Regions from separate parts of the Homo sapiens genome. Here region 2 is linked to region 1. Evidence: read pairs that join two places in POLR2A ChIA-PET (ENCODE). Cell type or tissue: PC-3. All regions are shown on one strand. Links, peaks and the distances in the headings refer to the core of each region. The heading gives the core; the rest is flanking DNA.

What was found. Peaks named below come from ENCODE experiments on the same cell type or tissue, not always from the same donor. Only the 100,000 strongest peaks of a DNase experiment are listed, where the experiment ranks them.
Region 2: POLR2A ChIA-PET joins it to region 1 with 5 read pairs; 4 of 35 experiments call an interaction of 5 or more read pairs at or near these places.

Annotation. Positions count from the first base shown.
Region 1 is chr10:34,644,736-34,656,961 of GRCh38, forward strand. All of the region lies in intron 2 of PARD3 (par-3 family cell polarity regulator), which reads right to left. Among named protein-coding and RNA genes, the nearest start is that of PARD3, 160 kb to the right of the region's middle. RefSeq lists an enhancer at 4,519-4,618 and a silencer at 5,562-5,761. In PC-3, for the core only: no CTCF peak of the experiment used is centred there; a DNase peak (open chromatin) is centred at 4,866.
Region 2 is chr10:34,964,126-34,976,351 of GRCh38, forward strand. LINC02635 (long intergenic non-protein coding RNA 2635) reads left to right here and starts at 8,893. Exons shown (of 2, transcript XR_001747419.1): 1 at 8,893-9,963; 2 at 10,048-11,453. It also overlaps the pseudogene PRDX2P2. In PC-3, for the core only: no CTCF peak of the experiment used is centred there; no DNase peak of the experiment used is centred there.

The sequences.
Region 1 (12,226 bases), core at 3,854-6,353:
CACACACAGGTCTGCTAGGACAAGAGCATTCTCAGTGACAAAAACAGTGGAATTCAATTTCTCATACAGTTTATGAGTTGTAAGGAATCTAATTGCTGAATAGAGGTAAAACTACATGTTTTATTTATTTATTTTAGAAATAGGGTCTTACTCTGTCGCCCAGGCTGGAGTGCAATGATGAGATCCTGGCCCACTTCAGCCTTGAACTCCTGGGCTCAAGCAATCCTTCTGCATCAGCCTCCTGAATAGCTGGGACTACAGGCGAGTGCCACCACACCCAGCTAATTTTTTATATTTTGTAGTGATGGGGTCTCACTATGTTGCCCAGGCTGGTCTCAAACTCCTGGCCTCAAATGATCCTCTCGCCTTGGCCTTCCAAAGTGCTGGAATTACAGGCATGAGCCATCACACCCAGCCAACACTATTTTTATTTTATTTTATTTTATTTTATTTTTATTTTATTTTGATTTATTTTATTTTATTTTTTGGAGACACAGTTTCACTCTGTCACCCAGACTGGAGTGCAGTGATATGATCTCGGCTCACTGTAACCTCTACCTCCCAGGTTCAAGAGATTCTCATGCCTCAGCCTCCCCAGTAGCTGGAATTACAGGCGCATACCACCACGCCCAACTAATTTTTGTATTATTAGTAGAGACGGGGTTTCATCGTGTTGACCAGGCTGGTCTCGAACTCCTGACGTCAAGTGATCCACCTGCCTCAGCCTCCCAAAGTGCTGGGATTACAGGTGTGATCCACTGTGCCTGGCCAAGACTACATATTTTAAATGAGCAAAATAAAGCCTCTACATTATGCTAAATTTACTTGTAACCCTGGATTATTTACCAAATTTTCCAAAACAGGTATCTCTTACCATCTGACCAGCAGACAGTATGGCTTAAAGAAAACAGCATGAAATAAACCAAGATACGCAGAATCTAGAAGTCGCTCTGCAGCTGCGGCTGGGAGCAACTAAGTATCTCTGCAGGTGCCTGTTCTCACTGGGATATTAAGAAACCAAGCGTTTTAAAAAGCAGACATGTGGACAAACGAAAGGTTATCAGCTGATGAGCAGATTTTTAGAGCAAATTATTAAAACGTGTTACTATATCTGACATGTTCTAATTCTTCCCCGTTTTATTTTTAGATACCATTTTACTACTAAGAGTAAAACTCCAAGCTAAAATCCAAAATGGAAAAGAAAATCTCTTTAACTGATTAGCTCTTGGGAGAATCACCAGGACAACACAGAACCGGGATAAGAGTATATGTTGTAGGAACTAGGCCAGAACCCCCAAAACATAGCGAGACGCAGGAACAGTCACAAAATAGCATTCTTCACAAAACAGGCAAGTTAGAAATAACTGAATATATGGTTATCATATGTAACCACTCACAGTCAAATAAATTGTTTTACCTAAATAAAAACCATCAATAACTCCTCATTTTTGTTTTTGGATTAGTATAGATGAATGACTACAATTAGCTAAGCATTTTTTTGTAATCGTGATTAAGTCCAGGTACATGAAAAACAAACTCAACTCCCTGATGAATAATTTAGAAAATAATATACTTTATTACTGAAATTTTGCCCTAAAGCTTTCTCTGCTGTCCAAATAATTTCCCAACTGCATTTCAAATTAAACTCCTAAGTTTTCACCTCTCTCCCCAGGGTGTTTTTCTGCATTACAACATATTTTAATATGTTTAAATGATAGCAATGCTATAAAGTGTTATTTCTCACTGCAAACAGATTAATATCACTTCATACCTCAGAGAGCATAATAGTAATAAGGTAATAAAACAAAGCAGGATCATCACCACTAATAACCTGAGAGGGAAGTCCTGCTAAGACTTCATCTCTATCACGGAATATTCTTGGTCATTACTTAGATGGGAGCGTTTCCCACATCACATCTCTAATTCAGTAATTGCTTTTCGTGTGCGTGAGACAAGGTCTCGTTCTGTCGCCCAGGCTGGAGTGCAATAGCACAATCATAGCTCACTGCAGCCACCACTTCCCTGCCCCAAGTGATTCTCCTTAGTGATTCTACCTTAGCCTCCCAAGCAGCTGGGACCCACAGGTATATGCCACCACCTTCAGCTACGATTTTTTATTATCATTATTTTTTTGCAGGCTGACAGGGTCTCCCTATATTGCCCAGGCTTGCATGCACTTTTATATAATTACTGTCTTCCTCCCCAAATTTCCATATACCTCTGATGGTCTCATAACATGTTTGACATCAGAACCATACAACTCCCACTTGGGTATTTATTTTTTGGAAGTGTGAACATATTTGCTTTTATTTCAGCAAAGAGCTTTATTAACTACTCATTCATTCTGACTGCTATAGTATGCTTTAAAGAAGGCTTTTTATACCTGGAACTTCAGGATGTCTGTAGTTAACCAGAATCACGTTTTGAAGATCCATCCATTATTCATCCCTTCCTGTGAATAACCTCACAATGTTCATTATTTATTATAAACAACAAGTCATAAGCTGGAGTCTAAGCCCATGAGGACAGGGGCTTTGTCTCCATTCACTACTGCATCCCAGCATCTGGAAGAGCACACCGCACACAGTAGTATGTACTCACTGAAGGGAGGAGCGGATGAGTTAAACAGGGAAGGTCACTTCAAAGTGTCCGTTTTGCACGGGTTTCGCAAAGCCAGCAGTCCTACTGATAAGACTCCACAAATTTAAAGTTGTTCTGTATTCTAACACATAAATAGTACCAGGGCAGTAACAACGAAAACGTTAAGGACTTTTCAAGCCCACAGAAAATACAAAAAATCTGTCACAGTTTATATTCCAAAAAGTTCTTTTTTTCTAGTTTTTCTCTTTTAAGCTTTGCTGGGCTTTAGACTGCACCTTTTCTCGATGCAGTCAATGCACCACACTTAACGTGTAGCTCTTTTTTTCCATTATCATAACTTAAATTGCACTTCTAATTATCTTTTAGCTAAAATGCAAGCAAACATAAAGCTTCCCTTTCTATCTTCTCATCCATATTTGTAGTTGCTAAGGCCTATTTGAGAGAAATCGTAGGGTAGGTCAGTTTTTGCAAATATTCAACCAAGAAATGATAAATATATTTGGAAGCCTAGCTTTGTATTGTTTGAAGCTAGCAGCTGGAGTAGGGATATTTAAGTGCTGCTTCCTGGGCCCAAATTAAAACCTCAGAGAATGGGATCAAAGAGGAGGGTGCAGTGAGACCCCTGACATTTCATTATTCTTCTCTGTACATGTAGATATGTGCCAATTCTAGACAGGAGTCCAACATACAAATAATATCTGAAGTACTCAGGAATCTGTTTATAAATAGAAATATCTACTTCATCCCGGGATCGCCATGCGGCCTGCACATGAGTCTGAGGACTGCATTTGATTTATACAAACAGACTCAAACCTCGTCTTAAAATGCATATGTGAACCCCAGATGCAAACCTATAAAGCCCAGTTGAACTGCAGAGCAACTGTAATAAATGCAATAATGTTAAGTCAGCTTCAAAGACATTCTTCAAAGAAACTCCAAAAACTTTCATGAATGTTTTATAGTTATTTTTAATATTGATGTATTTCATCTTAAAACCAATGCCAAGAGCTGCCGTGAATGGCTCATCTTTTCATGCTGGTGTGCTGCTTGGAGTCTCTCAGAAGACCAAAAATTACTTCACAATACTGCAAGATCTAAACCAGTGGCCCCCAACTTTTTTTTGGCAACAAGGACCAGTTTCATGTAAGACAATTTTTCCACAAATGGGGGCTTGGGAGGATGGTTTCAGGATGAAACCATCTGGCCTCCGCCTCAGATCATCAGGCATTAGTTAGATTCTCAAAAGGGGCGTGCAACCTAGATCCCTCACACACAGTTCCGCTAACACCGATGCTGACCTGACAGGCGGCGGAGCTCAGTCAGTAATGCTCCCTCCCCTGCTGCTCACCTCCTGCTGTGCAGCCTGGCTCCTAATGGGCCATGGACCAGTACCACACAGTGGTCTGCGGGTTGGGGACCCCTGATATAAACAATACTACACAATGTGAAAATCTATGTCCTTGTATGTGACATTTTTAAGGAAGCCCAGCAATCTCAGAGGGCCAGTCACTTCACACATCCTAGATGAACCAGGAGTCCTGCTGTTCTCTGGGGAATGGCCAGGATAAACTCATTATGGTCACTTACAAATGAATCCTCCAAACAAGGGACACCATCATCATCAGTTTTAAATATGGCTGTGGAGCTACGTCTGCTAAGCATTAAATGAACCAAGTTTGGGAGATTCCTGAACTTTGATGGATTTATAGCCCCAAAAGTCACAGCTGACAGATGACTGTACAAGTAGCCAGTAAAGGCCAGGCATGACATGAGCATACAGAGACATGCATCGCTTAACAGGGGCACACTCATTCTGAGAGACGCATGGCTTGGGCACAGGACTCACACCTGTAATCTCAGCACTTCGGGAGCCAAGGAAGGAGGATTATTTGAGCTCAGGAGTTTGAGATCGGCCTGGGAAACACAGCAAGGCCTTATCTCCATAATTAATTAAGGTAAAACAGAAATGTGTGATTCAGGGATTTCATAGTTGTGCCATCAGGCTAGAGTGCACTTACACAGACCTAGAGGGTAGAGCCTCCTACACACCTAGGCTACATGGCATAGCCTCTTGCTCCTAGGCTACAAACCTGTACAACGTGTTATTGTCTTGAATACTGTAGGCAACTGGAACACAATGGTAAGTATTTGTGCATCCAAACATAGACAAGGTACAGTCAAACATATGGTATAAAGGGTGAATGATGGTATGCCCATGCAGGGCACTCACCATGAATGGAGCTTGCGGGACTGGAAGTTGCCCTGGGTGAGTGAGTGAGTGGTGAGTGAGTGTCGAGGCCAAAGGCATGAGTGTACACCACTGTAAACTTTAGAAACACTGCATGCTTAGGCTACACTACATTTTCTAAAGATTCTTTCTTCCACAATAAATTAAACTTAGATTACTGTAACTTTTTTACTTTATATACTTTTAATTTTTTCAACTTTTTGACTCATAATAACACTTGGCTTAAACACACACACATTGGACAACTGTACAAAAATATTTCCTTTCTATCCTTATCCTATAAACTTTTTTCCATTTTTAAATTATGGTTTTTTACTTTGTAAACATTGTTGGGAAAAACTAAGACACACACACACACACATTAGCCTAGACCTACACAGGGTCAGGATCATCAACATCACTGTCTTCCACCAGCACCTCTGTCCCACTGGAAGGGCTTCAGAGGTGACAGCACACATGGAGCTGCCATCTTCTGGAAACCTCCTGAAGGCCCTGCCTGAAGCTGTTTTACAACGGGCTTTTTTTTAAAGAAGGATGACTCTCTAAAATAACAATAAAAAGTACAGTAAATACATAAGCCAGTAACAGAGTCAAAGATTGTCATGATCAAGCACCATGCACCGTGCACAACTGTATGTGCTAGACGTTTATACAACCACAGCACAGTAGGTTTCTTCACAGCAGCATCACCAAAGACACCTAAGGACTGCACTGCAGGTCGACACTACGACGTCACTAGACAATAGGAACTTCTCAGTTCCATTATAATCTGACGGGACCATTGTGGTTTATGTGGTCCATCACTGACTGAAATGCTTTTATGCTGCACGTGACTGTATTTGTATTTGCATGTGAACTGCTAAGCCAAAGACAGCACATGCATCTTGTGGGGTGACGAATAGGGTGTGCAGTGAGACCTGTGTGCCTGGGCAGGGGGAGAACTCTAAAGATGAAGTGGACATTTTTTTTTAAGTTGCTTCAATGATTACAGAAAGCCAGACAAAAACTGAGTCTTGAGGATTGCTCTTAGAAATTGTCTTCATAATCAATTCACACATGAAGGTACACATTGCCAGCACTTAGGTCAGAAAGCACAAAAGAACACTAAAATGAAAAACCAAAAAGTGCAAAAAGAAACACAGTCCAGCCGGGCACAGCGGCTCACGCCTGTAATCCCAGCACTTTGGGAGGCCGAGGTGGCCGGATCACCTGAGGTCAGGAGTTCAAGACCAGCCTGACCAACATGGAGAAATCTCGTCCCTACTAAAAATACAAAATTAGCCTGGCATGGTGGCATATGCCTGTAATCCCAGCTACTCGGGAGGCTGAGGCAGGAAAATCGCTTGAACCCAGGAGGCAGAGGTTGTGGTGAGCCGAGATTGTGCCATTGCACTCCAGACTGGGCAACAAGAACGAAACTCTGTCTCAAAAAAAAAAAAAAAAAAAAAAAAAAAAAAAAAAAAAAGGCAGTACACTGGCTCACACTTTGGATGCACTTCACTTCATGGTGGCGAAGGAATCACAGCCGCCCGCACAAGGCTGAGTGTGTGAGGAATTATGTGTTCCAGCTTCACTTTCACAAAATTACATGGTCCCAGCATCACTTTGACAAAAATTAGATTTTTGCTCCAAATGGCAAAAATCAATTAGTCAAATACTTTCCATGTCTTCTTTTTGTTGTTCTAAGAATGACACACACGTCCTCTTAAGACTAGTCTTTCTCTCACATACTGAGCACTCACAACCCTTTGATACTCCCCACTAAAGGGCATGTCACAGGCTTTCTCTGTGCAGAGGAAGAAGCCTGCACATAAAGAAGAGAAAGTGGGAAACGGATTTACACCAGGAATTGGTGAAGCCCCTTCCCTGCCCACCAGCCAGACGTGGGTGTCCCCTAGACAGAGACTACTGCTCTGGGCAGGAAGTGTGGACAATGAAGCCAAGGACTGCATTTTCTACAGCCAACCGCAGTCCCTGAAGAGGGGCTTGCAGTGAAGACAAAAACCATAAGCACTGCTGACAGATCAACAAAGGCCAGGCCATGCTGGTTGTTTTTTTGTAAGCGACGTTAATACAGTATGCTGGTAAGAGACCCGAGCTTTGCAAAAACTGTATCATATTAGTTACTTAGACCCATTTCATCATGGATAACAAGGAATTTTCTGTTTTTGGTAGAACAAAGTGGACAATTTGGCCACTTATCTTCTGCTCATGCTTTGGATTTCGACACAATTATTTTTTCCTAAGAAAGCTGTAAGTGAAATTCCCTTATTCCAGTTGTACCATACAATCACCCTCCTGGCAAATTTTATACTTCAGAGTGCAGTCACTTCATTGCTTAATGACTGGCCCCTAAGAAGTTCCAAGAAGCAGGCACAGTATCTGTTCTTGCTTAACAAGCAATCCCCACTGTCAGTCGCAGCATCTGACCCACACGGCCAGCATTTTTTCCTCCGGGTTCTCACTGAGCTCCCAAGCAAGCTGGCTGGAATTTGCTGTTGTTAGAGACAGGGTCTCACTATGCTTCCCGTGCTACATCTGAACTCCTGGGCTCAAGTGATTCTCCCACCTCAGCCTTCTAAGCAGCTGGGACAAGAAGCATACGCCACTGCACCAGGCTCGCTGGCTGAAATTCTGTAAACACTAGCCTCTCTTCGTGTGTGATTTTGGGACAGGTTAACTACTTTGCTGGTCCACTACCAGTCATCAAGAAGTATGTCAAGGAGCAAGGACAGAGGCTATTGGCTGAGATGAAAAGAATAATGGCCCAAGAAGCTTTCACATATGGGTGTGATGGGGAGAGGGGTCTTACTTTCTTAGGCAAGTCACATTTCACTTTCTTCCCAAGCTAACCACCAGAACCCAGAAAACAGGGAATGCGTCTAGTTTGAGAAGTTTGCTGAAGGACCACTTAGATGGTGAAGCCAGCAGGGTAGAGATGTGATAGAAATACGACTCCAAGACAGTCAATATTCTTCAAGTAACAGACAATAGCATAGATACGGATGGATCGGCCTCACATAAAAACAATGCCCTTACTGAAATGCACGCTGTTTGGGGAATGGATCACATCTCACTCACACCTAACAAGGAAATGACTGCCCTCTCGCAGTGTGCTGAGGATTTCCCTAGAAGACTCCATGAGGAAAAGACAGGCATGCATATACATTCTAGAAAATGAAAATACGTTAGTGCAAGGCAGACTGCAACCATAACTAACCACCATGTGAATTCTTTAGTTATAAGAAGGAGCTTACATATAAAGTTAACAGTGCGTAAGTGGGTTAGATTTTGGCTGTTATATAAAAATTTGCATTTCAAATAAACAATGAGTAGCTAAGGCAAATGGATGAGCCCGGAGGACATTTAAACGGAAGTGCTCATTTTAATGACAAACCTTAGAGCTCTAAAGGAAGGGAGGGGGCACAGACTCGCAAAAAACAACAACAACAACAAAAAAACACACATGCTTAAGAGAACAAAGTGTGTTATGTGTTAGCATGGATCACTTTCAAGGATGAGAAAGGTTTGGAGGGTCTTATATAAGTGATAGTAATCAGAAAAATGGTATTTTGGGCTGTTACAAGGACTGTATTCTTTAGGGGGGAAGCAAATTACGTTCGAACATTAAAAAAAGATAATATCTGAGAGTAGAACCCATTGAGGAAAACAGCCTGTTTCTGATACTAAAATGTGCAACATGTGATGTCCTTCTAGAGCCCCTGACTCACATCATGCTCTCTTAGACAGCAAGGAAGAATCCCACTGGCTTCTTCCCTCACATCCAATAATACTCTTTCCTCAGTCCCTCAACAAAAACAGGTTCATCACGTTTAAGCACTTGAAAAGCCATACATCTTCACCTTTGCCCTTGTTTTGACAAACTTTCTCTTCTCTGAAGAAAAAAGAAAAAAATGCTCCCACAAGGAACACAAAACCAGCATGTATAGCACGAGATACCACATGAACCATGATGATGAATCCAGGTTTGCAAGGTAAAGAGGAAAAGACTCAGACCAACATCACACTTTTATATAAAAATGCATTTGAAACTGCCAGGTGTGGTGGTGCACCTGTGGTCCCAGCTACACAAGAGGCTGAGGCAGGAGGATCACTTGAGCCCAGGAGCTCAAGGATGCAGTGAGCTATGTTCGCACCTGTGAATAGCCACCGCACTCTAGCCTGGGCAACATAGCAAGACCTCGACTCCAAAAAAAAAAAAAAAAAATGTATATGAAGATGGGATTTCTGGCCTTGATCATTCCAGAAGACCCTGAGATAGCCTCAGCATGTCCACTGGCTTAGATTTTGCTCTTTTTGACTTAGATTACTTGGAGATGTGATTACAGGGCTGAAAGAGAAATGTTTGTGCCCATGTACACAGACATGCACACCAATTATGGTAAGATGCATGCTTATACGTTGCTTCACATTAAGACAGAGGTGCATTAACAGAAAAACTCACACCTTGTCTTTATTAATTGCTTGAATATTAAACTGACAACCTTTATACAAACATGAATGTAATTGCATGGTTCTAATGGGGACTAGGTGTAGATAAACACATTTGGTGCCAGTAAAACTGTAAAAAAAAAAAAAAAAGTTCAAAGAACTACTGTAAACATTATTCCACTACTGGCTCCTGGGAAAGAATTTGCAAATACAAAAAAATGGCAAGAATAATAGCTAACATGTATAAGGTGATATCATATAACAATGTTTTCACCATCACAACATCCCATGCAATCGGTACAATTGTTATCATGATTTTACAGACGTGCTAAAAGGTTAAGTAACTTGCCCAAGGTCACACAGCCAATAAACAGCAGGGCTGAACTTCGAACTCAAGCCAACAGAATCCAAACTCTCTGCTCTAGAATCCAAGCTGCACTGCCTGCCTTTCTATGGAAAAATATCTATAACTCTCTACAGAATGGCACAAGTTCAACAGATGAAAAACAAAAATAGAGTTCCAGGTTCCACAAAAACTCCTGCATTGCTAAGTTATATCACATTGAACACAAAAACCAATCACAATCTACTTCTTACTTCTCCATTTCCCACAACCCATTTGCCCTGCAATCACAAGATGCTCCAAGTTCACCTCTAATGTGGAGCTTTCAAGATCTTCCATCCTACAGCTCCTCCCAAGTCACTCTCCCGCAGACACTCTGCCGTGATATGGACACACACTGCACCTTTCCACATCTATGCTTTCCTTAATTCCGATCAATGTCCAAAACAATTTTGACCCCCACCTTTTCTGACATTGCCATCGCTCCGTGACTGCACACACCTGTTACCAGCTTTCCCCATCTACACTCCCGTTGCCTTACAGTAAGAACCATTAAATTAGCACTTAAAAATTACCTTATATTCTTGTTACGAAAACGGACGTGCCCAGGACAAATCCTTTTTCTGAGTCCAACATTTCCACCCACCATTTGCTGAGCACGTCAACAACTTTTACAGTAATAGTTGCAATTTGAACCTGTTAAGGAAACAGCTACTCCCTTTATCTAGTATCAAGTGACTTTTATGTGCCTTAACACACTTGCTCTGCAATCCTACCTGTGTTATAGTTACAATTTGAAGACGAGGTTTGTTCAAAGGAAAAATAAACTTAACACCCTATCAAATCATTACAAAGTGGAGTTCGAATTGTATGCAACATAAAGGTATATATGAGTTTCTCTTCTAAGGCCCCCATTTAGCTTTTTTCACAATGCACCTGTTTGTCTATAAATTGTTCTAGAATATTAGTTCACATTGATTTGTGTGTTTTATGTATAACACACAATAAGCACTGCCCTAGCCTGTGTTACTCCTGATCATACATGACTGTGGGTGTGTGTGAGATGGAGAGAAGTTCATGACATCACAACCAACCCTGGAGAAAAGTGCAGAATGGGGAGGAGCATAAATTACCAGCACACGATTCATACTCCAAAACTCCACTCTGATGTCTGGCTTTCAAGACCTTCCATTTTATGGCTCTTCCCAAGCTATTCTCTACCAACCCCGCAGAAGAGGGCAGAATGCAGAGGAGAGTAAATAAGGGGATGAGAACGCTGACGAATATAGCCATTGTCCCTTCCTCAAGAGCAGTAATAAAGTTACCTTACAAGCTGTTTAACCAAGAGCCTGGAGGATGACAATACAAAGAGTAGACACAAGGGGGAGCCAATGGGTCCATCTTAAAAGTAACTGGAGACCAGGAAATTGGGCTTTTAAGAACTTTAAATTCCACAAACAAGCCACAAAATGGGAATGAATGAAGTCTAAGAGTAACAACAGATGCCATGAAGGAAAGCAGCAAAGAGCAGGAGACACTGAGATTTCTGATTTTTAAATTCAGTTCTGAACTGAATTAAAAAACCAAAAGAATTTTTTTAATCGTGTTCTTCAACGTGAACTCAAAAACAAACAACATTTGAAAAGGATGACTTGGGAATGGCTCACTCACATACTAGCAAAATGTCAAAATTTTTTATGGTATACAAATTTGATGTTGAAGAAAAAAGTAAAGAGTAATTTTTAAAATTCCCTGCCTTTGTTAAACTTACTTAACACCACTGCCCCCCATAAACCACAAAAATTGTAATGTTAATGGGCTTCTCTTAGCTTCTCCTATATTGTATTCTACTTTTAACCTTCAAGATAAAAAAAAACCTATCTGAAATGCATGTCAGTTCCACATAAACTGACCTTAATTCCAGGAAGTGTTCTATGATAAATATATTGTCAGTAAAGGTTTTAAATATTGCTACTAAAGATGTAATTATAGATGCTCAAGTTTTCGTACTATTGAAGTACATTAATTAAAACTTGGCACAGTTGAAATCAGAGAACATATGAAAGGAGAGTGACGTGCATTTCATATCGAGGGTAGCATAATTATTACTTTTGATAAAGATGTTCGGAAGAAGGCGAGAGTGCTGTGCCTGTAATAACCTTAATCATCATTCAATACAAAAGAACCAATCCATCAAAATCCAAAAGGATTTGCTTATTGTTATGCTTTTAGAAAGCTCATCAGGTATTTCCAAAAGCTTCCTAATGACAATAATTAAACATCTGGTAATGGTGACCTACTTGTGGCTGCTGAACTTCCTTGGATAGTCTTTTCCATTAATTATGTACATGCTGGGAACTGAGAGAGAATTTACATTATGAATAATAACTCAGGGCCGCAGGAGAAGTCAGAAACCGACAGGGGCAACTCCCTGCTGTCCTCACTGCTATCTGTATTAAGGCCTTGTTAGCGCTCTTGTATTTGGGAACAGATGCTACATAAAAATTGCAAAAGCATCAAGCTAAGGCATGCATGCATCTTGATGTAAACATGTTGTGAGGAAACAGCCTTCTAATAAACAT
Region 2 (12,226 bases), core at 3,584-6,083, 320 kb after region 1:
AAAAAACAAAACAAAACAAACAAACAAAAAAAAAACAGGACAGGACAGATCTGCTGAGAGCTAGGGTCACAGGATCCAGAACCCGAGCAGGGTCTCAGGTTGCATGGAATCAGGAATCAGCCTGAATTATTCCTCAGAGTGGACACAGAAGAAACCCAGGTGGAAACCAAGTGTGGATGTGTGGCTAAAGAGGGAGCAAGGCAGCCCCAGCCGAGCCGCGTGGGCGGATCCCAGGTGCAGGCAGAGCGGCAGCCGCAGGACTCAGAGGTTAGGTGGGCTCTGGAAGTGGGTGCCAGGCAGGGCAAGGCCCCGTGCGCAGTAGAGAGTGTCAGTCAAAGCAAGCGCACTGGGGACTTGTCCCTGTGGGGAGTTCTCATGTTGTGGCCCAAGGGTGGAGAGTTGGGCTAAAGAAGCAAGCTCAGGCCAGATTGGGCACAGTGGCTCACACTTGTAATTTCAGTACTTTGGGAGGTTGAGGTGGGAGGATCACTTGAGTCCAGGCGTTCAAGAGCAGCCTGGGCAACAGAGCAAGACCTTGTTTCTAGAAGAAATTTAAAAAATAATGATAATTAGCCAGGCATGGTAGTGTGCGCCTGTAGTCCCAGCTACTCCAGAGGTTGATGGGAGGATCGCTTGAGCCAGGAGTTAGAGGCTGCAGTGAGCCATGATCATGCCACTGAACTTGAGACTTGGCAGCAGAGTGAGATCATCTCTAAAAAATAAAAATAATAAAAAATAATAAGAAAATAAAGAAGCAGGCTCAGGCCAGAGAACAAGAGGAATGGGCCTCTTATCTCCTCTGCATGACTGAAGAGAATTCTGCTCATGTCTTTCACAGGCAGAGTGGCCGGGTAAATAGATACAGGATGCCCAGGGCACTGAGAGCACGGGTCCACGCATCCGGTTATCCTGCATCTGGCCTTTGCCCGTGGAGCTTTCAGTCATGGCCTCCGGTAACATGCACATTGGAAAGCTCACCCCTGACTTCAAGGCCACTGCCGTGGTGGATGGCACCTACAGGGAGGTAAAGCTGTTGGACTACAGAGGGAAGCACGTGGTCCTCTTTTCCATCCTCTGGACTTCACTTTTTTTTTTTTTTTTTTAAACAGAGTCTAGCTCTGTTGTCCAAGCTGGGGTGCAGTGGCTCGATGTCAGCTAACTGCAACCTCTGCCTCGTGGGTTCAAGCGATTCTCTTGCCTCAGCCTCCCAAGTAGCTGGGACTACAAGCACATGCCACCTTGCCCTGCTAATTTTGTATTTTTAGTAGAGATGGGATTTCACCATGTTGGCCAGGTCAGTCTTGAACTCCTGACCTCAGGTGATTTGCCAGCCTCAGCCTCCCAAAGTGCTGGGATTACAGGTGTGAGCCACTGAGCCTTGGACTTCACTTTCGTGTGCCCCCACAGAGATCATCGCATTCAGCGACCATGCTGAGGGCTTCCGAAAGCTGCAAAGTGCTGGGGACCTCGGTGGGCTCAGTTCACCCACCTGGCTTGGATCAACATCCCCCGGAAGGAGGGAGGCTTTGAGTCCCTGGACACCCCTCTGCTTGCTGACGTGACCTGAAGTTGTCTGAGAATTACGGCGTGTTGAAAACAGACGAGGGCATTGTCTGCAGGGGCTTTTTTTTTTTTTTTTTGAGACGGAGTGGCCCAGGCTGGAGTGCAATGATGCAATCTCGGCTCACTGCAACCTTCGCCTCTCCGGTTCAAGTGATTCTCCTGCCTCAGCTTCCCGAGTACCTGGGATTACTGGAGTGCGCGACCACGCCTGGCTAATTTTTGTATTTTTAGTAGAGACGGGGTTTCTTCACGTCAGTCAGGCTGGTCTCGAACTCCTGACCTCAGGTGATCTGCCTGCCTCGGCCTCCCAAAGTGCTGGGATTACATCTGTGAGCCACCACGCCTGGCCTGCAGGGACCTCTTTATCATCCATGGCAAGGATGTCCTTCCCCAGATCGCTGTTAATGATTGGCCTGTGGGACACTTTGTGGATGAGGCCCTGCGGCTGGTCCAGGCCTTCCAGTACACAGACGAGCACCCGGAAATTTGTCCTGCTGGCTGGAAGCCTGGCAGTGACATGATCAAGCCCAGCGTGAATGACAGCAAGGAATATTTCTCCAAACACAACTAGGCTGGCTGATGGATCATGAGCTTGTGCCCCTCCATGAGTGCCCTGTGTTGACCCAGGAAAGGCCAGATCTTCCTCTCTAAACTGTACAGCCTGGGACCCTGGAGAGCTAGGCCAAGGCCTTCTCATGCTTCCAACTGGGAGCTGGTGAATAGTGACACCCTCCCCAAAACCCACCCAGCTGCACACAGACCTGGAAATGACCAATAAAGTATTAGGGACAGAAAATAAATAAATGAATAAATAAATTAATTAATTAAATACAGGACAACCAGTTAAATCTGAATTTCAGATAAACAGTGAATAATTTATAATGTAAGTATGTGCAAATACTCCATGGGAGGCCCGAGCATGATGACTCGCATCTGTAATCCCAGCACTTTGGGAGGCTGAGGCAGTGTTTGAGCCAAGGAGTTAGAGACCAGCCTGGGCAACATAGAAAGACCTTATATTTGAAAACATTTAGAAATTAGCCAGGCATGGTGTTGTGCGCCTGTAATTCTGGCTACGTGACAAGCTGAGGCAGGAGGATTGCTTGAGCCCAGGAGGTCGAGGCTGCAGTGAGTTGAGATTACACCACTGCAGTCCAACCTGGGCAACAGAGTGAGGCCTTGTCTCAAAAAACAAAGGCAAAACAAACAAACAAACAAACAAACAAAAAACTCAATCAAACCAACAAAAAAACAGACATTGCATGGGACATATTTATATACTAAAACAATAAATAATTCCAATGTATATCCTAAAAATTGCACAGGACATCCTTATACTAAAAAATTCTTCACTACCTGAAATTCTGATATAACTGGGTATCCTGCATTTTCATTTGCCAAATCTGGCAGCCATATCCCAGGCAACAAAGAAAGCACCTCGGCCGGGTGCAGTGGCTCATGCCTGCAATCCGTCTCAAAAAAAAAAAAAAGTACCTCCTTCAGCATCACATTTTGCATCGACACTCAATAAATATCCACATCAAGGAGGAAAAAAAAGCCACCGGGCTGCAGAGAAGAGCAGGGTTATTGGAACCAGCAGAAACATGGTAAATTAAACTCCTCTTCCTGCCTCAAGCATTGAAGGTCATAGTGACGACAACTCTCTAGAAACTCAACCCAAACAGCTCCAGACCAAACCCGAGGAAGTCGCAGGAGTTTTCGACTTCTCTTATAATTACTACCCGAAGGCACCATATTGAATGCAGCTTGGGATGCCAGCAGCGTGGTTTGGGACGAGGCCCAGTGCAGTTTTTCCCAGAGCTATTATAGGGAAGTAGTCATGAAACAAGACGGATGCGCTATGGTTGAGAACTGCAGAGCTGACCCAAAATATTTCTAATGTGTGGAACTAGCTGGCAAGCGGAGAGCCTGAGAAAACAAAAAGAGCTGCTTGACTGCTTTGAAATGCCCAGATCCTCGAAGTGTGGCTTTTCCTTCATGCTATTAGCTGTGTTCCAACAGGCAGAGAGCCAAGGGAAGAATTCCAGTGGGGGCCATCTTGGCAGGCGCACAGTTTGGCCTTGACAGCTTCATTTGAAGGGCAAGACAGGGTGAGAAGGAGGGAGGGCCCGGGGGAATCGGGAGGCCAGAGGACAAGCCCTTACCTCTGTGGGGTGCCTCAGAGGGTCACCAACACTCACAAGCCACTCACTTCTTGCAAAGACTGCCTGAAACAGGTACTGTTTTCTCCATTTTACAGACGGGGAAAGTGATGTTTCCAAAGTTATCTAGTGGCTTAGAATTCAAACTCAACACTTTTTTTGTTTTGTTTTGTTTTGTTGAGGGGGGAGGTCTTGCTATGTTGCCCAGGCTGGACTCAAACTCCTGGCCTCAAGCAATCCTCCCTCCTCAGCCTCCCAAAGTGCTGGGATTACAAATGTGAGCCACCACTCCCAGCCTCAAACCTTTTTTATTCATACTTTTTTATATTTATAATAAATATATTATACTTTTTAATTTATTTTTTGCATAGGTAATATATTCACATGGTTCAAAACCCAAAATATACTTAGGGATATAGTGGAAATCCTGTCTCCCTGGGCCCCAGCCTCCTGCCTCTCCTCTGCAGAAGCCCTTGATGTTTTTCATTTCTTAAGTAACCTTCCAGAGATTTCTTTCTTTTCTTTTTTTTTTGAGACAGAGTCTTGCTCTGTCACCCAGGCTGGAGTGCAGTGGGCACAATCTCAGCTCACTGCAACCTCTGCCTTTCAGGTTCAAGTGATTTTCTGGCCTCAGCCTCCCTAGAAGCTGGGATTACAGGCGCCCGACACCACGCCCAGCTAATTTTTTGTATTTTTATTAGTGACGGGGTTTCACCATGTTGGCCAATTTGGTCTTGAACTCCTGACCTCAGGTGATCTGCCCATCTCGGCCTCCCAAAGTGCTGGGATTACAGGCATGAGCCACCACGCCTAGCCCAGAGAGATTTTATAAATACATATTTTTCAGCTTTTCTTTTTTTAGACAGATGATATTTACTATACACACTACTCTGCTATTCTCACTTAAATCAAGGTCTTTCAGTCTTGATCTAGTGCTCCATCTTTTATTATTATTATTATTATTATTATTATTATTATTATTATTATTTTAGAGACAGGGTCTCACTGTGTTGCCCAAGCTGGAGTGCAGCCATTTCTCTTACCGTCTCCTGTCTCTGAAGAGCAGGAGGAAGTAAAAGTTGAAAAACAATAGCAATGAAGTCAGTGGCAAGACCAGCCGGTGCCACTGATGACCTGGCCTGAGGTTAAAAGATTAACGCCCCCCCACTCTAACCACATGTGCTCTCAATCCATCACGACCCTTTCTTTCACGTGGACCCCCTTAGAGTTGTAAGCCCTTAAAAGGGCCAGGAACTCTGTCTTCGGGGAGCTGGGCTCTTAAGACGTGAGTCTGCCAACGCTCCCAGCCGAATAAAAACCTCTTCCTTCTTCAATCCGGCGTCTGAGGAGTTTTGTCTGCAGCCAGTCCTGCTACATTTCTTGGTTCCCTGACCAGGAAGCGAGGTGATTAAGGGACGGGTCGAGGCAGCCCCTTAGGCCTGCCCTGTGGAACATCCCTGCAGGGGACTCTGACCAGCTCGAGCGAGGTGGATCCTGAGAGGGCTCCCGGGTAAGCAATTGCCCCGGTGGAACGCCTCATCAGAGCAGTGTGTGGCAGGCCCCCGCGGAGGATCAACGCAGTGGCTGAACACTGGGAAGGAATGGGCACTTGGAGTCCGGACATCTGAAACTTGGTAAGACTGGTCTTTGGAACTTGCTCGCTCCATTTGAGTGGAAGCATGGCCTGATCACCCACGGTGTGCCTGTACCGGCACTTTGGTTCTTGTTTTTGACTTGACTTGAATTGCTTGATACTATGGTTTTGGTTTTGACCTGGCTTGGATTTCTGGATACTCTGATTTTGGTTTTGATTCTGGCCTGGTGTAAACTGAAAAAGTGTGTGTGTGTCCTTTTTACCCATTCTTTGTTCTGTGGTGTGCGTGTGGTATGAGTGTGGTGTTTTGTCTTCAGGAAACATGGGTCAGACAAAAGTAAGCCCACTCCACAAGGAGCTATGTTGAAAAATTCCAAGGAAGGATTTAGTGGAGACTATGGGGTTACTATGACACCAGGGAAACATAGAACTTCGTGTGAAATAGATTGGCCAACATTAGAAGTGGGTTGGCCATCAGAAGGAAGCCTGGACAGGTCCCTTGTTTCTAAGGTGTGGCACAAGGTAACTGGTAAAGGATACCTAGACCAGTTCCCATACATAGACACTTGGTTACAGCTGGTGCTAGACCCCCCACAGTGACTAAGAGGGCAGACAGCAGCAGTGCTAGTAGCAAAGGGACAGATAGCTAAGGAAGGATCCCGCTCCACCCGCCCAGGGAAATCAACACCAGAAGTTCTGTTCGACCCATCATCAGAAGATCCATTGCAGGAGATGGCACCAGTGATCCCAGTGGTGTCCTCCCCTTACCAGGGAAAGAGGCTCCCCACAGTAGAGCCCACAGTGCTTGTGCCTCCGCAAAACAAGCATATCCGTAGGCCACCCAGAGTAGACAAGAGAGGAGGTGAAGACTTGGGAGAAACCCCTCCCTTAGCAGCTCTTTTATGACCCAAAACTGGGATACAAATGCCCCTGAGAGAGCAGCGGTATACTGGGATAGATGAAGATGGTCACATGGTGGAGAGGCGTGTTTTTGTGTGCCAGCCCTTCACCTCTGCCGACCTTCTCAACTGGAAAAACCCATCCTATACTGAAAAGCCACAAGCTCTAATTGATTTGCTCCAAACTATTATCCAGACCCACAACCCCACCTGGGCTGATTGCCACCAGTTGCTCATGTTCCTCTTTAACACAGATGAAAGGTGGAGAGTGCTCCAAGCAGCAACTAAGTGGCTAGAGGAACATGCACCAGCTGATTACCAAAACCCCCAAGGGTATGTAAGGACCCCGTTACCAGGAACCAACCCCCAGTGGGACCCAAATGAAAGAAAGGATAAGCAAAGGCTAAACTGATACAGGGAAGCTCTCTTGGAAGGATTAAAGAGGGGAGCCCAGAAGGCTACAAACGTTACTAAGGTCTCTGAGGTCATTCAGGGAAAAGAAGAAAGTCCAGCACAATTCTATGAGAGACTGTGTGAGGCCTATCGTATGTATACTCCCTTTGATCCTGATAGCCTTAAAAATCAGTGCATGATTAACATGGCTTTACTTAGTCAAAGCGCAGAAAACATTAGAAGAAAACTGCAGAAACAGGCTGGGTTTGCAGGGATGAACACATCAGTTATTAGAAATAGCTAACCAGGTGTTTGTAAACAGGGATGCAGTAAGCCATAAGGAAAACCGCAAAGAGAATGAATGTCAGGCCCGGCGAAATGCTGACCTGTTAGCTGCAGCAATCAGAGGGGTCCCCACAAAGAGGCAAGGGAAGGGGGGTCCTGGGAAAGAAACTCAGCTTGGCTGTCAGAGTTTGCAGCGTAACCAGTGTGCTTATTGTAAAAAAAAAAAAAAAAAAAAAAAAAGACATTGGAAGAACAAATGCCCTCAGCTAAAAAGAAAACAAGGTGACTCAGAGCAGGAGGCCCCAGACAAGGAGGAAGGGGCCCTGCTCAACCTGGCAGAAGGGTTACTGGACTGAGGGGGACCGGGCTCAAGTGCCCCCAAAGAGCCTATGGTTAGAATGATAGTCGGGGGTAAAGACATTGATTTTCTTTTAGATGCCGGTTCTGAACATTCAGTAGTAACCGCCCCAGTCACCCCCTTATCCAAAAAGACTATTGACATAATCAGAGCCATGGGGGTTTCAGCAAAGCAAGCTTTCTGCTGGCCCCGGACTCGTGCTGTAGGAGGACATAAAGTGATTCATCAGTTTTTGTACATGCCTGACTGTCCCTTGCCCTTGTTGGGAAGGGACTTGCTTAGCAAGCTGAGAGCCACTATCTCTTTTACAGAGCATGGCTCTTTGCTGCTAACATTACCCAGAACGGGAGTCATTATGACCCTTACGGTTCCCCGAGAGGAGGAACGGAGACTTTTCTTAACTGAGCCAAGCCAAGAGATAAGACCAGCTCTGGCTAAGCGGTGGCCAAGAGTATGGGCAGAAGACAACCCTCCAGGGTTGGCAGTCAACCAAGCCCACGTACTTGTAGAAGTTAAGCCTGGGGCCCAGCTGGTTAGGCAAAAACAGTACCCGGTCCCCAGAGAAGCTCTTAAAGGTATCCAGGTCCATCTCAAGCACCTAAAAACTTTTGGAATTATAGTTCCTTGTCATTCTCCATGGAACACTCCCCTCCTGCCTGTTCCCAAGCCAGGGACCAAGGACTACAGGCTGGTACAGGATTTGCGCTTGGTTAATCAAGCTACAGTGACTTTACATCCAACAGTATCTAACCCGTGCACATTGTTGGGGTTGTTGCCAGCTGAGGACAGGTGGTTCACCTGCTTGGACCTGAAAGACGCTTTCTTTAGTATCAGATTAGCCCGTGAGAGCCAGAAGCTGTTTGCCTTTCAGTGGGAAGATCTGGAGTCAGTTATCACTACTCAATACACTTAGACCCGGCTTCCCCAAGGGTTCAAGGACTCCCCCACCATCTTTGGGGAGGCATTGGCTCGAGACCTCCAGGAATTTCCCACCAGACACCTAGGCTGTGTATTGCTCCAGTACGTTGATGACCTTTTGCTGGGACACCCCACAGCAGTTGGGTGCGCCAAGGGAATGGATGCCCTACTCCGGCACCTGGAGGACTGTGGGTATAAGGTGTCCAAGAAAAAAGCTCAGATCTCCCGACAGCAGGTACGTTACTTGGGATTTACTATCCGACAGGGGGAGCGCAGCCTGGGGTCAGAAAGAAAGCAGGTTATTTGCAATCTACTGGAGCCTAAGAGCAGAAGGCAGTTGACAGAATTCTTAGGAGCTGTGGGGTTTTGTAGACTGTGGATCCCAAACTTTGCAGTATTAGCCAAGCCTTTGAGGTCACAAAGAGGGAGGACCGGGAAATTTTTGAATGAGGATCCCAACAACAGCAAGCCTTTCATGAGTTAAAGGAAAAACTTACGTCAGCCCCAGCCCTGGGGCTACCCAATCTGACAAAGCCTTTTACATTGTATGTGTCAGAGAGAGAGAAAAGATGGCAGTTGGAGTTTTAACCCAAACTGTGGGGTCTAAAGGATGGCCCATGTTTGAGGGCCTTGGCAGCAACTGCCCTGCTAGTGAAGAAGCAAATAAGCTGACTCTTGGGCAAAACCTGAACATAAAGGCCCCCCATGCTGTGACTTTAATGAATACTAAAGGACATCATTGGCTAATGAATGCTAGACTCACCAAGTTCCAAAGTTTGCTCTGTGAAAATCCCCATATAACCGCTGAAGTTTGTAACATCCTGAACCCCACCACCTTGCTCCCGGTATCAGAGAGCACTGTCGAGCATGATTGTGTAGAAGTGTTAGACTCAGTTTACTCTAGCAGACCTGACCTCCGGGACCAGCCTTGGGCATCAGTAGACTGGGAACTACACGTGGACGGGAGCAGCTTCATCAACCCACAAGGAGAGAGAGGTGCAGGGTGTGCGGTGGTAACCCTGGACACTGTTGTTGAAGCCAGATCATTGCCCTAGGGCACTTCAGCCCAGAAAGCTGAACTCATTGCTTTAATTCGGGCCTTAGAACTCAGTGAAGGTAAGACTGTAAACGTTTACACTGATTCTCCGTATGCCTTTTTAACCCTTCAAGTGCATGGAACATGATATAAAGAAAAGGGCCTATTGAACTCTGGGGGAAAAGACATAAAATATCAACAAGAAATCTTGCAATTATTAGAAGCAGTATGGAAACCCCACAAGGTGTCAGTTATGCATTGCAGAGGACACCAGCGAGCTTCCACCTTGGTGGGTTTGGGGAATTCCCTCGCTGACCCAGAGGCTCGAAAAGCAGCAACTGCCCCCTTCCGGGCATCAGTCACAGCCCCTCTGCTCCCTCAAGCACCTGATCTTGCACCTACTTATTCTAAAGAAAAGGACTTTCTCCAGGAAGATGGAGGACAAGTGATGCAGGAAGGATGGATTTGGTTACCAGATGGGAGAGTAGCTGTGCCACAGCTGTTAGGAGCTGCAGTTGTACTGGCTGTGCATAAAACCACCCATCTAGGCCAGGAGTCACTTGAAAAGTTGTTAGGCTGGTATTTCTACATCTCACATTTGTCAGCCCCTGCCAAAATAGTGACGCAGCAGTGTGTTACCTGCTGACAGCATAATGCGAGGCAAGGTCCAGCCATTCCACCCGGCATACAGGCTTATGGAGCAGCCCCCTTTGAAGATCTCCAGGTAGATTCCACAGAGATGCCAAAGTGTGGAGGTAACAAGTATTTACTAGTTCTCATGTGTGCCTACTCTGGGTGGGTGGAGGCTTATCCAACATGAACTGAGAAAGCTCGTGAAGTAACCCGTGTGCTTCTTCGAGATCTTATTCCTAGATTTGGACTGCCCTTACGGATCGGCTCAGATAACGGGCCGGCATTTGTGGCTGACTTGATACAGAAGACAGCAAAGGTATTGGGGATCACATGGAAACTGCATGCCGCCTACCAGCCTCAGAATTCCGGAAAGGTGGAGTGGATGAATCGGACTATCAAAAATAGTTTAGGGAAAGTATGTCAGGATACAGGATTAAAATGGATATAGGCTCTCCCTATGGTATTATTTAAAATTAGATGTACCCCTTCTAAAAGAACAGGATATTCCCCTTATAAAATATTAGGCCCCCTCCCATATTGCGGGGACTTCCAGGCACTCCCCGAGAGTTAGGTGAAATTGAGTTACAGTGACAGCTACAGGCTCTAGGAAAAATTGCACAAACAATCTCAGCCTGGGTAAATGAGAGATGCCCTGTTAGCTTATTCTCCCCAGTTTACCCTTTCTCCCCAGGTGATCAAGTATGGATTAAAGACTGGAATGTAGCTTCTTTGTGCCCATGGTGGATAGGACCCCAGATTGTCATCCTGACCACTCTCACCGCTGTGAAGGTAGAAGGAATCCCAGCCTGGATCCACCACAGCCATGTAAAACCTGCAGCGCCTGAAACCTGGGAGGCAAGACCAAGCCCGGACAACCCTTGCAGAGTGACCTTGAAGATGATGACAAGCCCTGCTCCAGTCACACCCAGAAGCTGACTAGTCCATGCACGGCCGAAGCATGAGGAAGCTCATCGTGGAACTCATTTTTCTTAAATTTTGGACTTGTACAGTAAGGACTTCAACTGACCTTCCTCAGACTGAGGTAGGGCAAAAAGTTAAAACAGTCTTTCTGTTTAAAAGGGACTTGTGTGTATAATGCCACCCAGTACAAGGTATGCAGCTCAGGAAGTGACCAGACTCAAGTGTGCTACAACCCAGTAGAACTACTTAATCCCCATTGGAAAACAAGAGAGTATGTAACTCTAGGAGTCAATGGAATTGGACTGGCAGGAAGACCTAGGTAATGTAGGTGGAAGTGAGAACTCCCACTAGTGAGTGAGGTTCTCAAAGGGGAGAATGAGGAGGGAAGCCATTTCTCTTACTGTCTCCTGTCTCTGAAGAACAGGAGGAAGTAAAAGTTGAAAAACAACAGGAAGGAAGTCAGTGGCAAGACCAGCCAGTGCCACTGATGACCTGGCCTGAGGTTAAAAGGTTAACCACCCCCCTCTCCTCTAACCACATGTGCTCTCAATCCATCACGACCCTTTCATGTGGAACCCCTTAGAGTTGTAAGCCCTTAAAAGGGCCAGGAACTCTGTCTTCGGGGAGCTCGGCTCTTAAGATGCGAGTCTGCCAACGCTCCCAGCCAAATAAAAACCTCTTCCTTCTTCAATCCAGTGTCTGAGGAGTTTTGTCTGTGGCCCGTCCTGCTACAGCACAATTGTAGCCCACTGTAACCTCGAATTCCTAGGCTCAAGTGATCCTCCCACCTCAGCCTCCTGAGTAGAGTAGCTAGGATTACAGGCATGTGCCACCATGCCAAGCTAATTTTCTTTAGAGACAAGGTCTTGCTATGTTGCCCAGGGTGGTCTCAAACTCCTGGGCTCTTGGCCTCTCAAAATGTTGGATTTTAGGATTATAAGCATGAACCACTGTACCCGGACTGCTCTTTCTTACAAAAAAAAGTATTTTCCCATTAGAAAATATAGTGAATTTGATAAATACAAAAAAAGGTGGAAAGACCTCTCCCTCTCCCTCTCCCTCCTCTCCCTCTCCATCTCCCCACTCCCTCTCTCTCCACGGTCTCCCTCTGATGCTGAGCCGAAGCTGGACTGTACTGCCGCCATCTCAGCTCACTGCAACCTCCCTGCCTGATTCTCCTGCCTCAGCCTGCCGAGTGCCTGGGATTGCAGGCGCACACCGCCACGCCTGACTGGTTTTCGTATATTTTTGGTGGAGACGGGGTTTTGCTGTGTTGGCCGGGCTGGTCTCCAGCTCCTAACCGTGAGTGATCTGCCAGCCTTGGCCTCCCGAGATGCTGGGATTGCAGACGGCGTCTCGTTCACTTAGTGCTCAATGTTGCCCAGGCTGGAGTGCAGTGGCGTGATCTCGGCTCGCTACAACCTCCACCTCCCAGCCGCCTGCCTTGGCCTCCCAAAGTGCCGA